Linked DNA regions of Homo sapiens: regions 1 and 2 are each linked to region 3. Evidence: chromatin loops called from intact Hi-C (ENCODE). Cell type or tissue: PC-3. All regions are shown on one strand. Region 1 has its middle 44 kb from the start of AGR3. Region 2 overlaps LOC107986772 (a long non-coding RNA gene). Region 3 overlaps LOC101927609 (a long non-coding RNA gene).

Region 1 (5,000 bases), 350 kb before region 3:
GGCCATTTAACGTAAGTTTCACTGTTACTGTGCTTTGGGATGTAGTCTTCAGCTCTGCAATGTCAGAAATTTGGCATTATCCTTGAAGCTGGGTTTGAGGGGACTGATTCACAAACAGAACTCATGAAAGACAAATATGTAAAACCAGAATACTAGTTTATTACTTTACCAAGGAAAACAAATTACTTTCCAGTAAGGCAGGTTAAAGGAATTACCTTTAGAATCAGACCACAATGCCTCTGAGTATAACAACTTCTCTAGGTATTGGGTTAGTCAAATGGGAATGAGTATAATACTTACATTATGGGGTTGTGTGAAGAATGTTGGACAGAATGTAAGCAAGCGGTTTGTTTGGCGTAAAGGAAGTAACTGTTATGATCATTTATATCATTTTACAATATGATGTAGAGAGTAATTGATTAACTCCCAGGTAGCAGAATCGAGCTGGAACCAGGTTTTCTGACATGTGTTTCTACAAGAGCTTTGTGATCATGGATCTCAGCAGTTTGCTTCACACTGAAGGTTCTTTCCACGTCCAGGGCTGCCCGAGATTACCCATCACACTTTGCCTTATATGAAAGTGCAAATCTCACCTTCAGAACTGACCATTCAGCAGTTGTGAAGAAGTAGTTCTGGAATTTTTATCTCTCTTAAGTCATTTTGCTACTAGATATAAAATCTTCTGATACATTGCCATTTTATAGGGCAACATATTTTTTCTTAGTTCAATATTTGTGACTAACACGATGTGTGGCAGTTGTCTAAGTTCATGGATACAGTTTTAGAAATCCCCACCTCTCCCTTCTTTATTGCTTTCCAACTAATCTTATAGACATTTTTTCTTTAAAGTCTGCCTTTTTTTTTTTTTTTTTTTTTTTTTTTGACAAAGTCTCACTCTGTCACCCAGGCTGGAGTGCAGTGGTGTGATCTTGGCTCACTGCAACCTCTGCCTCCTGGGTTCAAGTGATTCTCCTGCCTCAGCTTCCCGAGTAGCTGGAACTACAGTCACACGCCACCATGCCTGGCTGATTTTTTGTATTTATTTATTTATTTATTTATTTTTTGAGAAGGAATTTTGCTCTCGTTGCCCAGGCTGGAGTGTAATGGCGTGATCTCGGCTCATTGCAACCTCCGCCTCCCAGATTCAGGCGACTATCCTGCCTCAGCCCCCTGGTAGCTGGGATTACAGGCCCCTGCCACCACACCTCGTTAATTTTTTGTATTTTTAGTAGAGACGGGGTTTCACCCTGTTGGCCAAGCTGGCCTTGAACTCCTGGCCTCAGGTGATCTGCCTGCCTTGGCCTCCCAAAGTGCTGGCATTACAGGCATGAGCCACCGTGCCTGGCCTAAAGTCTAGCTTTAAAGTCTGACTTCAGCTTTGAGTCTTGCAATAGATGACTTAGGATCTCGAAGGTGGCAGTAGAGAATAGTAGGAAGAAAGCAAGTGAGGATTCAGGAGATATGGTTCTACTCCTAGCTCCAACTATTCTGCACCTTGGGCCAATTGCTTTCTCTCTGTATGGCCAATTTCTTTACTTGTTAATTAGGAAAGATGTTTGCTTTACCCATATGGGAGAAATAAATGAAACACTATAGTGTGTTGAAAACTATAAAGTCAATGCAAATTATTGCAGAATGAGGTAACCCTGGCCTGGTTCTAGCCCTCAGCCACTCAGCCACTACCAAATCTTTACTCTTTCTGAGAGCATAATCACAGTCTCTAACTTTAAAGGGATGATGTGCACTCTACATTACAGCATTTTTGTAAGGTTCAAATGAAGGGGACAAAAGGACCTGAAAGCATTTTGTAAACTGCAGAATACCACATGAATGCAAAGGTGGCATCACAGGACTTTACTGCTTCCTTGCTCTGTGTCCTCAGGCAAATTGGGCACCTGTCAGGTCTCCAGTTCTTTACCTGAGGGCTTATGCAACTTTTAATCACCGCCTATTCAGAAATCTGTTTAAACTGACTATGTATATATATTTTTATGCAACTTTTAATCACTGTCTATTTAGAAATCTGTTTAAACTGACTACGTATGTATATTTTTCTTTTGTAAAAAATTTTAAGGCTTGTCAAGTGTATTTTTAAAAACAATAGTGATACTTCTGACTCTTAAATACCTTTCAAGTGCGTTATGACAGGCTTCTTCTACTCTAATGGCATTTGTTACTAATTGCTTCATGAAATCGTAATCCTTTGTTTATTACTTACAGAAATGATTTCCAGTCAACATTCTTTGACCCTAAAGTAAGTTAAAATTCCTAAAATATTGAACAGATCTTGACCAATTATAATTTGTTTTTTGTTTGTCAGAATGGGAGTGAGCCATGACTTGGATGGACAGGGCTAGGGATGGAGGCTCTGGAAGACGTTCTTTGAAGTATCACTTTCAGCTTACTCTTCTCACCAAAGGCCATCCAGCAGCCCTCTCCTCTTCCCCACAGCACACATTTTGCATTTGTAACCAGAGAAGGGAATGATGACGTGGTAGCATTGTCCTTTGAGTCTCATCTTCTCAAAGGCAGAGGTCACATTTTCTAGTGTTGTACCTAACCTAGTTTTTGTATAGTTAAAAAAAAAAATCAGGCAAGTTGTCAATGTGAAAAATCTTTCAGCCTCGTGTTTGTACACATAGGAGATGAGAAATGTTTTAATGTGAAAGTAAGAATAGTGGCAATTCATCTCCTTCCTGTTCCTAGGTTACAGCTGCTCAGTAAAGTTGGGTTGCATCTCAGGAACAGAGAGCAATTTATTTCTACAGCTGTGTGAAATGGGGCCAGCTTGCATCCATGGAGGCAGAGATGCCCTCAAGTTTTTGGCTTATTTTTAGTTCCCTTATATCAATGTATACACGTGTGATAATATAGTGTAGTGCATCCAACAGCATTTTTTAGGCCCCACATTTGGGATTTCAGATGGCAGCAGCAATTCTTATTTTTTGGTTAAATTTTGTGGAAGTCTAACAAATGGATTCTCTGAGTCATTGAAAGGTATGCTTAAAAACAGGTACTCTGTATAAAACAGCTGGTCAAGTTTTTGGATTAGAACCTTTCAATCAAGTAACATCTTGGGAGACTGTAGGAGCTGTACAGGCCACTTGGTGGTGCTCATGACAGGGCAGCTCTCTTCCAAAGGATATGAATCTTCACAGTTGTAACATTTTAGTTCTGCTTTACTGAACAGAAAGCGGTTCCATTCCAAATTTGATCCTAAATGCGAAACCACAGTGTGCTATAAAACATTGAACATTCCTGCAAAAACAGACAGAGGTGGAGTTTGTTTGCACAGATCCAGAAAAGTCTTCTGTCAACAACCTCTTCTCACAGAGAATCGTACATCTAATGTGTGGCTAAAAGGCATTTGGATATGTCAAGTCCAAGCAAACCGTAACTAGCATTCTAATGACCTTCTATTGTTAGATAAATGATAACATTATAGAATGAAGGTCACAAGGGAAAAGGAACATATTCTCTTCCTCACTCAGTAAATTTATGACAGCAAGGATCCAGAAATCCTAGGGAACACAGGCCAAATACACCTTTTGCATGAGGGGTCTATTTAACAAAATGAAATGAGCACAGCAGGGAAGTTTTTTTAAAAAACTTTGCTTTATTTATAAGTAAACATTGGACACCAAGATTTATATATCATGTATGACCTGTACATACCTTGAGGGCTGTTTACTGTACCTTGTCTGTCTTTATGTTGTTAGTTAAACAGTGAGTCATAAAAATGCCCCAATAACACATTTTCTATCAACTGTCCAGGAAAATCTAGTTCCTTTACCACACAGAAGCAAAAGTGATATTCTTTAAAAGGAAAACCAGATAATGTCCTTAAAAAATGGCTTCCCAATGGTTTATGATGAAATCCAGACTCGATTAGGCTGACATAACATGCCTCTTGCTCATTTCTCTGCCTTCATCTCTCAGAATGCTTCTCTCCATTCTCTGGGCTCCAGGGTCCTGATTTCTTGAAGCTCCTGCAACCTGCCTGGCTTCTTCTGGCTGCAGGATGTAGACACACGCTCCTCACTCTTCCCTGGTTTGCCTTGCCCAGGTCTGTCTCTGAACCATCCTCTTTATCCTCCAGTTTTCAGGTGAAGTGTGTTCTTCTCATAGAAGTCTTTCCCGTTGACCTTATCTTAAGTGGTTCCCTCGTTATTTCTGGACCTTTATTTGTTTTATTCATAGTATTTATCCAGTCATTAAAGTTTGTCCTTTGTTGTTGTTTACTTATTTTTAAAAGGAATTTTATCTGCTTGCATTCAAATTGTGACTCTAAATATTATGAATTAGGGACTCTGAAAATAATGTGACTTCTCTAAAACTCAGTTTTCTCATCTAGAAAGTGAGCTTACTATTTACCTGATAGGGTTGTTTGTCATAAAGAATTAACACACGAAAACAAGCAAAGTGTGTAGAACCTGTCCTAGTACATAATAAAATATCAATGCATATTAACTATTATTAGTGCTATTTTAATCAACACTGCATCTGGGTGGTAGAACATTCCTCCCTTGCTAATTGCACCTTCTTCTCTTTTCCTTCCTTTAGGGAGGGCTTCCCTGACTATGCTTCATAAACTCAGGCCAGGCCCCCTAGTATTCCATTCCCTGTCCCATTGCCCTGCTTAATCTATCTCCACAGTATTTAAAATTTTTTGTATATATTTATCTGTTTTTATTGATGATATCTCTTTCCCACTATAATTTAAGCTCCATGAAAGACCCTATATTTCAAGGGTCCAGTAGAGGCAGATATTATGCACTCAATGAATATCTGTTGCATTAGTAAATAATTGAGAAATCATTGTCATTATCACCATCATCATTTTTCCTCTCTAAAAAGTAAGCAGGGATTGTACCTGCCTACCTTATGTGTACATTCCTGACGTGAATCATAGTTCTTGGCAAAAAGTCCTCTGTCAATATTTGTCAAAGGAATGAATTTTTTCTTTTTTCTTTTTTTTTTTGAGACAGGACTCTTGCCCT
Region 2 (5,000 bases), 91 kb before region 3:
TACTGCAATCCCCCAAATACCTCTGGAACAGAGGCAGAGGTGAAATTTATAGCATCCTCTGAAAGCAGAATGTGAACGAGAAAACTCTCATAAGATTTTTTTTCTAAGTTTGAGTTAGTTCGTTCCTTTTTTAATTTGACTAGTTTTCATTGAGAAAGAAATTTTAAACAAAAAAAAACCCCTCAAATATAAAAATCACACAGAATATTTTAAGTACATTACTTATTAATGTGTGTTTTAGGCAGTGTTCCCTTTTTATGTTTATGAAATTTTATGCTTGCTTTTCTGTTTCAGTATACATAATACTAAGGGGTAGGAACGCTATTTGCAATGACTGGTTGCCTGAAGCAATGCTAACCTCATTTCTGTATATTCTATAGAAGGGAATGACTGTGGATGTTAAGAAGCTCAGAAAAGGAGGGTTCTTGGAGAAATGAGGTATGTGGCTGGGTGCGGTGGCTTATGCCTGTAATCCCAACACTTTGGGAGGCCAAGGCAGGTGGATCACAAGGTCAGGAGTTCAAGACTAGCCCGGCCAATATGGTGAAACCCCGTCTCTACAAAAAATGTACAAAAAAACAAAAAACAACTAGTTGGACATGGTGACATGTGCCTGTAGTCCCAGCTACTAGGAAGGCTGAGGCAGGAGAAGCGCTTGAACCCAGGAGGTAGAGGTTGCAGTGAGCCAAGATTGAGCCACTACACTCCAGCCTGGGCAATAGAGGGATACTCCGTCTAAAAAAAAAAAAAAAAAAAAAAAAATGAAGTATGTACTTTTGCTGAAAAAAAAAATGCAGTCAGAGTCCAATTTGGGGATATGCTAAAAGCACATAATTGGGGAAGCTTGTGCTAGTGCTCATGAAGTATAATTCTTTTGAGAAATGACACAGTGCCTCTTAAAAACTATCGAGCTCTTACCAAAAAAATGCTCAATAAATCACAAACAGAATGCATGTGACAAACTAAATGAATACAAGCAGTTCCAAAGATGTATGATTCAGAAGGTTGACCCAGTTGCTAATGGTCTGATTAGCTGGAACAATTTCTATCTAGAGTGTGCCAGAAACAATCTGAAAGTGATCAGAATAGGCATTTAAAGTCAAAACCAAAGCGTTTGCCATACATTCAAAAACTACTTTCTGACTTGTATAAATTAATTTCACTGTCTCCTGATAGGTTTTGGCTCACCATGTCAAATTCTGGCAACTTAGGGTTATTATCTATTTTATTTGCCTCTAGAGAGAAAAGCTCTCACCCAGATACAGACATCTGTTTGCTCTTAGCACTATTGTTTCTTTCTGGGCTTGCCAACTTTGTCACTTTAAATGTGGCATTTAAAATATTCTTTCAATATGACAGCCTAAGTATAGCTTGTGATAAAAAGCAATCCTCTAAGCAAAGTTGGGCAAAAACAATTTTTGAGAACAAGAAAGCAGGTCAATATGAAATGAATATGTTATACTCAGAAATGGGATCTGTGAGTTCTTGTAGTCTCATTTAACAAATGTCTTTTTGATAGGCTTAATTATAAATCAATAAAAGTGTTAAAGAGGAAATCCCTGATGCTTAAAAAAATTATTTGTTGATTTAATGTAATTTGTCGTTAAAATAATTGCCTCTAAAGATAGTATATCAAGCACACTAATGAATTAAAAATGAACTTAGCAGTTAAACAAATTTTCATGTAAAACATTAAATCTATTTTGAAAATTCACACATTGCTAGATTCAATTTAAAAATTAACCTCAAGCCAGTTTAGAGATGTATGTACTGTAATTTATGTATTATAAAAGTTATAATGTATATTTGCAACAATTCATTTGGGACTATAAATAACCATAATGGCACCAAGAAAAAAGGTGACATCTGAAATTTATTTATCTAAATGATACAGATTTCTAACAATGTAAGATCATTTAGGTTGTCTCCAAAGACAGAAGTAATACGCAACTATATTGGATTGGATGTGCTAAAGACAGCTGAGAACTAAATATCTGCCATTAAGTCCCCAGAGCTCATATCAGAAATGGCATGTTGTCCTCATAGAGATGTGGACTCAACGGTTTGGTAAATATTTTTATGTACATGTAGACTCAGAGGGGACATTTGGCAGTCATGCTGGCAGCTTATTTTCAAATAGTCCAAAGAGTAAAGGAATGTTTATTTTGAAATTACTTTTCGGTTTAAGTACTTTAAAGCCTAGTGTTACCCAATCAGAAGTATGTGTGTGTGTTGAATTTAAAGCAATACATTAAACCTTCTTTTCTTTCTAGAGTAACAGAACTAACAAACATTAAAGGTGTCTTTTGCTGCCACTTTAAGGCTGTTTAATTAAAATTAGAAAGACAATTAATGGGGAAATAAACCAGCATTCACAGAGAGAGTGCAGGCCTGCCAAAGTGAAAAGGTTTTATTTAATAAGGAAATAGGGAAACACCTAAAATCGGTTGTTTATTTCCATTGTTCCTGGAAAAGAATTAAGATTTGGGATTCCAAATACCATCAGAAATGACTGCCTTTGGGGTATTGTTGCATAAGGAAAAGGCTTAAATATCTAAAAATTAAATCCCATTGTCAGATGCATAACAATAAACAATGAGAAGGTTAAAAATGACTATGCTTTTTCAAAGAGCTGAATCTCTGCCATGGCCAATAAATTAGATTACTCATTTCTAAACTACAATTATCTAATGTTGCAGGAACTGACATTTACTTATAAAAGGAATACTTAGTAATGATGACAAAGTAATGATGCTCTCTGGACTAGATTATTGTATGATTTTTATGCTTCCTGATAATAGATATATGATTGTTTTATCATTACTATGTATTTTTGGAGTTCTTTAGTACTTTCATTTAAAAAAAAACTTTCAAGTTCCAACAAAATAAAAAATAGGTCATGGCTTTCTCCGTGCTTTCTTCAGTTTCCAAGAGTGTATGTCTAACATGTGATTTGGTCGGACTGGCCTCCTGTGGACTATCTTTGACTGACTCATATGGTTCATTCCACTTCCCCTTCTTAAGGGTAAGGTTCATATCTTTAAGCAATTAGAAAAAAAAAGCCTACCCTGTTGAAAATAAAACTTACGTTTGAGGTAACACATTAAGACTACACTGCAGTAGATTATAGCCACTTATTCAATCAAAAGCATACAGTATGGCTTTTAACTCCTACTCTGTTTTGAGGCGGGGAGGTGAAGCAACCAGGATATATTAAATAACTATACCAGAGAGAAGAAAATGCTGCAAAAATGAGAGAATAAGACAGAAGGCAAACTTTCTAAACTTCTCAGCTTCGCTGTGAATTGGCTTTGCTTGGATTGTAACTGGGAGGAAAACTGAAAAGGTTAATGGTAGTAGGTTTCTTCCTTGAAGCTGACAAGATTTACACTTTTTAAGAAAAGGATTTATACTTTTAAAGAAAAGCAAAATCTATAAAAAGGGGCCTCATTTCTCAGATGTGGTCTTTGAGATTATCCCTCTACACTTGGCCTGTCTCTATCTTTGTCTCCTAATTTTCTAAACGCAGAAGTCATCCCTATTAAGCCCTCACATGTCTGCTCAGCCCTGGCCTGCATGTCCTGTCTCAGGGTGACAGGTTACTAAGGGCTAGAGAAAATATTGGGAGTATATCCAGTAGTTCAGACACACAGCCTTACAAGCATTCTTTTTGTGGGTTCAGCCCTGGCCCTGTTGACCCTCAAGTGTCCAGCCCTGGATCCTGGTTTTGAGTCCCAGCTCTGTCACAGATTCTTAGCACTGTCCTGGCCCCACCACTTACACGGCTCTGCAGCAGTACCCTGAAAACTGCTGGCTTTTCTCTCTGACACTAGTGCCTTCTCATTTAGACTTGCTTTTATCTCATGTTCCAATCATGACTGGCTTGATAATATGAAACTTACAGATCCTCAGATCATCTCCTTATCCTGGCTCTGCTTTCTGGACACTTGGCTCCATGGTTCCCTCTACTTGGCTTCTCCTTTGTCCATCCATTTTTCAACTTCCACCAGCTTCAGGGGTCTGCCCAGATTCCCGACCTCTATCCCCATCCTGATATCTCCTGGCCAGGACATGTGGGACCACACTGCCATCACCTGGGACCTTTACACCTTGTTTTATCCAAGTAAAATAGAAGTAAATAGGTTTTTTGTTACTGTTGTTGTTGTTGATTATTAAAGTTTCATATTTTATTGACATACTAAGATTGGCTTTAAGTCATTAAATCATAAATCTTTAACAAAGATGATAGAAAATTCAAGTTATAATGATACATCAGGATCAAACGGAATTTGCCCCAAATGGTTCATACATGTTTAATATGTTTTTCACTTAGCTCTAAGCCATCAGTTTCAGTCATGTTTTCTGGTAGGAGAAAAGGAATCAGCTTTATTACATGACAGGCTCACAGAGTCATCAAATAAGTCATCTGATTGGCTCTTACTAGATATATACTGTAAGGTCTGATTAGGAGCACCCTGCCTGCCATCAAGTGGGTGGGGGAGAAGGAAACTGAGCTGACCACTGCATATGTCTCAATAATTTCTTGCTCTTTAGCAAAACTCTATGAGCTTCAGGGGGGTTATGAGGGGGGTGTTCTTAATAATTTCTAGAAGTTAATCCATGATACTAAAGGAATTTGTCAATTATTTTTTGTCAGAAAAAAATTATGGTCTCAAATGGCTCATATATCCCTCTAAAAAATCAGATTGTAGAATGTAGAACCATCTAAATATAAGCATATTAATTCACCCCAATGCTGAGGTGAGTAAAGCTGGAGATTTTCACATCTTCACAGCAAGAGAGCAATTAGTCAAAATTACAATGAATCAAAACTTGGAAAATTTTCCTATCAATTTCCTCATGAAACTGAATGTCTAATAAACCTTTTCTAAAAAACCAGGATAGCATATTTCTATGCTTTTTAAAAAATTGTTGAACATGAATATCAACAAATAGGTTGTAGTAAAATTACTTTAGTTATAAAACTACATTATATTGTG
Region 3 (5,000 bases):
GAGAGTTGGTTGTTAAAAAAGAGCATGGTACCTCCCTTCTTCTCTTGTTGTCTCTCTCACCATGTGATTTCTTGCACTCAGGCTCCCCTTCACCTTCCACAATGAGTGGACGGAATCTGAGGTCTGTACCAGATGCAGATGCCAGTGCCATGCTTCTAATACAGTTTGTAGAACTATAAGGAAAATAATCTTCTTTCCTTTATAAATTAGCCTCAGGTAGTCCATTATAGCAACACAGAATAGACTAAGATAAACTCCTTATTTTTCAAATGAAGAAACTGAGGCATAACGACGATACAGGAATGGCCCAGTGGCTTAAAATCTAACAGCAGATTAACTTTCTGCAAATTGATTTGACAGTTATCTTTAAATATATATTCCTTCTAGAAAAGCAGACACTGCTGCTTCTGTCTCATATAATGGTCTCTTTATTTCCTATCGAGTCTCTCCAATGTGACAGGAAGTGGTTTTCCTAAAGCTATGATTAATAGCCTCTATGGTTTGTGAGGCACCGCAACTACACTGCAGGGAACAATACTCTAGTGCCCTCACAGAGTTTCTGAGCCTCCCACAGCTACTAATTTACTATGAGGGAGTAGTTTCTAACTCAAGAAGATTAGATTCTTCTTTATTATATCAGTATCCTTTTATTTTGTTAACCTAATGCCCTTAACATTTCCCACCATTATACTTCTTTCCTTTCTTTTATACCCAAAGTCCTTAAAATAAGTAGTGTATGCTTACCACCTCCTTTAACTTTCTCACTGTTTAATCTGCTTTTTGGCTGCTTTCCATATGCCAATATTCTGCACGTCAGGGACTTTCCTTTTAGACGAATTCAAATGTCTTTCCTTAATCTTCTCCCTCTTGATTCCTTGGTCATATTACACAAGTTTAACTCTTGCCCTTCTTGAAACTCTTCCATAATTTGGCTTCCATCATCCTGAACAACAAACTTTCCGACCAACACTGACCACTCCTCTAATTATAACTTATCCTCTTGTCTCTTTTCTGTGGGTATTTCTAAAGCTTACTGGTCTTGTTGCTCTCTTCTCTTGGCAAATTTATCTATGCTGATGGCTTCAGTGACCATGTCAATGTTAATGATCCCCAAATCTTGGTCTTTATTCCTGATCACTCATGAACCTTCTAATCTTATAACTCCACCTGTTCTCTTAGATCTTTGCTATATGCTAACTTATGTCTAAAGCCAAAGTCATTGTCATACTGACTAAATTGTGCTCCTCTCCAATATACCATTTTAAAAAACACTAGAAATTTCTTTTTTTATATGTCAAACATATAGTCATCTTTACTCCTACTTTAAAATGTATTTGAAGAAAGGATTATTCAATTGTATTATTTATTCTTTGTTTTCTTGGTAAATGCCTTCCTTTCTATTATCTGTTGTCATTACCTGCATCCATTCACCCACCCATCCATCCATCCACTCACCATCATGCCCTGGTTAATCTTCCTCCAGATAAACCTACTTATAAGTGATCTGTACAAAAAACCCGCAGTGCCAATTTTCACTTGATTAAGTATATTAAGTGTTCCTGAATATATTAAGCAGTTCCATCTGATATAACTGTTAGTTCTCATCTGCTTCTAACTTGAATTCTCTCTAAATTAAGCATCATGTGCCCTAGGCTGTGCTCTGTTACAAAAGGGTGGGATCGGTACAGTTGATAGCAGCTGTACTACGTCCTTTGTTTGTTCTTATTTGGGTTGGGAGCAGTTCCATGGGGAATAAAGAAGGTGGAGAGAAACATCCCACTACAATGATAGTTTATTTAATAATGTCCTCATGCCAAGGTCATCCTCACTCTTATGAAGTATTAATTCAAAATCTCTAGTTGTCATTTCTAGATTTTGCCAAAGAGTTACTTCCCTTCATGAGGCACAGCTTCCAACAATGTAGAGCCCTTGGCTGCTTTACTTGGAGAGTCTGGCTTCTGTGCCAAATATATGTATCATTCTGTGTACTTTCTAGCTGCAGTCTCTTTAAAAGCCAACTGTGGGTAATCATCTCAGGGAATAGGCATCTATGTTGTAACCCTTGAAGAATGTTAGCAATCTTTTATTTTTCTCCATAATTTTAAAGTCTTGTTTCATAAGCTTATTTATTCTCTGACTTCATTTGGCAAATATTGTTTGACAAATATTCTTGAGCTACTACCATTGGATACCAGGTATTTTGTTTGGTTCTGAGAATAAAATGTGAAATCTAATAGGCCCACACTGTGCCTTCATAGAGTGGGGAGGACAGATACCGGACAAACAATTACAAAGAAGTTTGAGGAGTATAATGAGGGAAGTACAGAGTTCTGTGGAAGCACTTGGTATTAGCATAGCTATCTCAGTTCCACTACTTGCTGGCAGAGAGATCATAATAAAGTTGCTTAACCACTCAAAGGTTCATTTCCTCGTATGTAAAACTGTGGCCAATAATAGCACCTGCTTCATAGATTATTTTTATTAGGATTAAATTTTTAAAAACACATTTAGCGCAGTATTTGGCACATAGTAAGTACCCAATAAATGTTAACTGCAATAATAAAATAACATTAATTTTACATTCCAAATCATTTTATTGCATTAATTTATACTTCTAAAACTTTAAAGTCGTTTTTTTTAATTCTCGGCAGCTATATTTTTTCACTTCTGACTCAAGGCTTTTAAAACTTCTTTATGTTTGTCTATTAATTCAGTTCCTCAGGCATTATTTTATTCAACAAATATTTATTGGGTGCCCACTATATACCAGACTCTGTGTCAGGCACTGATAATAAAATGCTGAGCACAACAAATAGGATCCTTTCCCTGAGGAGCTTACAGTCTACTGAAACGGATGGGCATTAAATAAACCATCACAGGAAGAAGTACAGGATCACAAATGGTCTCAACATAGGTGTAAGTACATTTAAAGAAAAAAAGATAATGATCTTTAACAGGGCAAAGGCAAATGAGATTCAAGCTATAAAATTAGAACTAGTCCTAATGTCATGAAAATATTATACTTTCTTCTAAAGCCCCAATCCTAAAATAATACGGATTAATCTTAAAGGCTAGAATATGTGTTTCCAATAAGCTACTTCTTTGCTCTATAAGGTAGCTGAAAAAAACATACTATTTATTACAATTTTGCAATGGGCTACATTATTCAAATAAGGACAGTTTAAACATGGTCACATCATTTAAAATGATAGCTACACGAAAACTCTGTTAACATTAGAAATATACTATTCTATTTCAATCCAACAATGCCAGCTGCAACATACATGTTTGTTTTGCCAGTGAAAACAAGCAGACACATTAATGAATACACTGATGTTTTATTTAATTTGTTTCCAGGCCCCAGCTCAAAGTGCTTTAAAATGTGGATTCTGGAATCTACCCTAACTGTGAAAACTGTGGCCAGTTACTTAGAATCTCAGTGCTCAGTTTCTTTATTTAGTAAAGTGGGGTTAACAATAGTATCTACCTGAAGTGTTAGAAGAGAATGTGACATGTGCCAGGTGTGGTGGCTCATGCCTGTAATCTTAGCTCTTATGGAGGGAGGGGTAGGAAGATAGCTGGAGCCCAGGAGTTTGAGACTTGCCTGGACAATATAGCAAGATCCTGTTCTCCAAAATAAGGAAAAAAAAGAGACAAAGAAGAGAATGTGACATGTATTGAGAACCCAGTAATACTATGAATGAAATGGTAGCTATTGACGCTAAGCTTAATTTTTTTTCTTTTTCTTTTTCTGTTTTTTTGTTTTGTTTCTTTTTGTTGTTGTTATTTTGTTTTGTGTGTGTGTGTGTGTGTGACAGAGTTTCGCTCTTGTTGCCCAAGCTGGAGTGCAATGCCGCGATCTGGGCTCACCGCAACCTCCGCTTGCTGGGTTCAAGTGAGTCTTCTGAGTCAGCCTCCCAAGCAGCTGAAATTACAGGCATATGCCACCACACCTGGCTAATGTTGTATTTTTAGTAGAGATAGGGTTTCTCCATGTTGGTCAGGCTGGTCTCGAACTCCCGACCTCAGGTGATCACCCCCACTTTGACCTCCCAAAGTGCTGGGATTACAGGCGTGAGCCCCCACACCCAGCCTCTAAGGTTAAATTTTTAAAAATGAAGGATATGACTTAGGGTGACCAGACTCCCTAAGTTGCTGGGGACTGTAGGGTTTCACCTGAGGAAGAACTTCCAGTGAGTCTCGTGAACCAATGATGAAATGTATGATGAATCAAGAATCATGATAAATCTAATTTGGAATACTTGAGGGTCATGAATTTTAGTCCTTGAATTTTGATTGGTTAACAATATTTTAGTGTTTGCCATATCCCAGAAGCAGAAAGCCAGGGAATAATAAATGCCGCCTCAAGCACACCTAGACCAGTCTACTCCTTCCTAAAATAGGCAGAATTTACCACCTATGCTTTAACAAAGGCTTGAATAAGCAGAGCATTTAGAGAGGAGAGTTCAAGGTAACAGAGAGACCACTGGTCTTTAGATATGTCCTAAGAGCATCCCAATAGGTATAGAATGGAGAATAATGCTAAATTAAATTCTGGCATTCTTGCTTTTTTCTTATTCTTCTCATGGAAGGTATATATATTATCTGATGTATTGCTTCCTTTATAAACCTTGAACCTTAATATGGTGTCTAGCAAATGTTTGGTTTTTAGCAACAAATTGTAGAGTTGAATATTTCTTAAGGCTGAAGAGATAAACTTTTTATATTCATTTTTTTCACTTTACAGATCAGTGCCTATTGCAAATTTATAGATCAATTTAAAGAGAATTAGAAAGTTCCAAAGTTTGTTGTCACACAATTGACTTTGCAGGTTGGTATTTATTTTATCAAACATCACTTACATGCCCTTTACAAATCTAGCTTTGGGAAATTACCGTGGTTAGTTTTCTTAGCTCATGCTTCACAATGTATGCAGTTTTGCCAATTGTTGTAATGTCAATATGGGAAATATAATATGCTAAATACAGCTACTGTATTTA

What was found. Hi-C counts contacts between places; a loop is a spot of excess contacts. Peaks named below come from ENCODE experiments on the same cell type or tissue, not always from the same donor. Only the 100,000 strongest peaks of a DNase experiment are listed, where the experiment ranks them.
Region 1: a loop joins it to region 3, with 9 times the contacts of the local background. A loop is called at or near these places in 1 of 110 quality-filtered maps.
Region 2: it touches region 3 in a loop (3-fold over the local background); 1 of 110 quality-filtered maps calls a loop at or near these places.

Annotation. Positions count from the first base shown.
Region 1 is chr7:16,923,361-16,928,360 of GRCh38, forward strand. No RefSeq gene overlaps it. Among named protein-coding and RNA genes, the nearest start is that of AGR3, 44 kb to the left of the region's middle. In PC-3, CTCF peaks have their summits at 3,106 (motif pointing right) and 3,305; DNase peaks (open chromatin) are centred at 71, 3,171, 3,711 and 4,911; H3K4me3 peaks cover 1,194 bases; H3K27ac peaks cover 3,568 bases.
Region 2 is chr7:17,182,871-17,187,870 of GRCh38, forward strand. The region is part of intron 1 of LOC107986772 (a long non-coding RNA gene); the gene reads left to right. The region is part of intron 6 of LOC101927609 (a long non-coding RNA gene); the gene reads right to left. Among named protein-coding and RNA genes, the nearest start is that of AHR, 110 kb to the right of the region's middle. RefSeq lists an enhancer at 3,052-3,121. In PC-3, no CTCF peak of the experiment used is centred here; DNase peaks (open chromatin) are centred at 2,671 and 2,961; H3K27ac peaks cover 2,050 bases.
Region 3 is chr7:17,274,251-17,279,250 of GRCh38, forward strand. The region is part of intron 5 of LOC101927609 (a long non-coding RNA gene); the gene reads right to left. Among named protein-coding and RNA genes, the nearest start is that of AHR, 22 kb to the right of the region's middle. In PC-3, no CTCF peak of the experiment used is centred here; DNase peaks (open chromatin) are centred at 511 and 2,061; H3K4me3 peaks cover 1,565 bases; H3K27ac peaks cover 3,147 bases.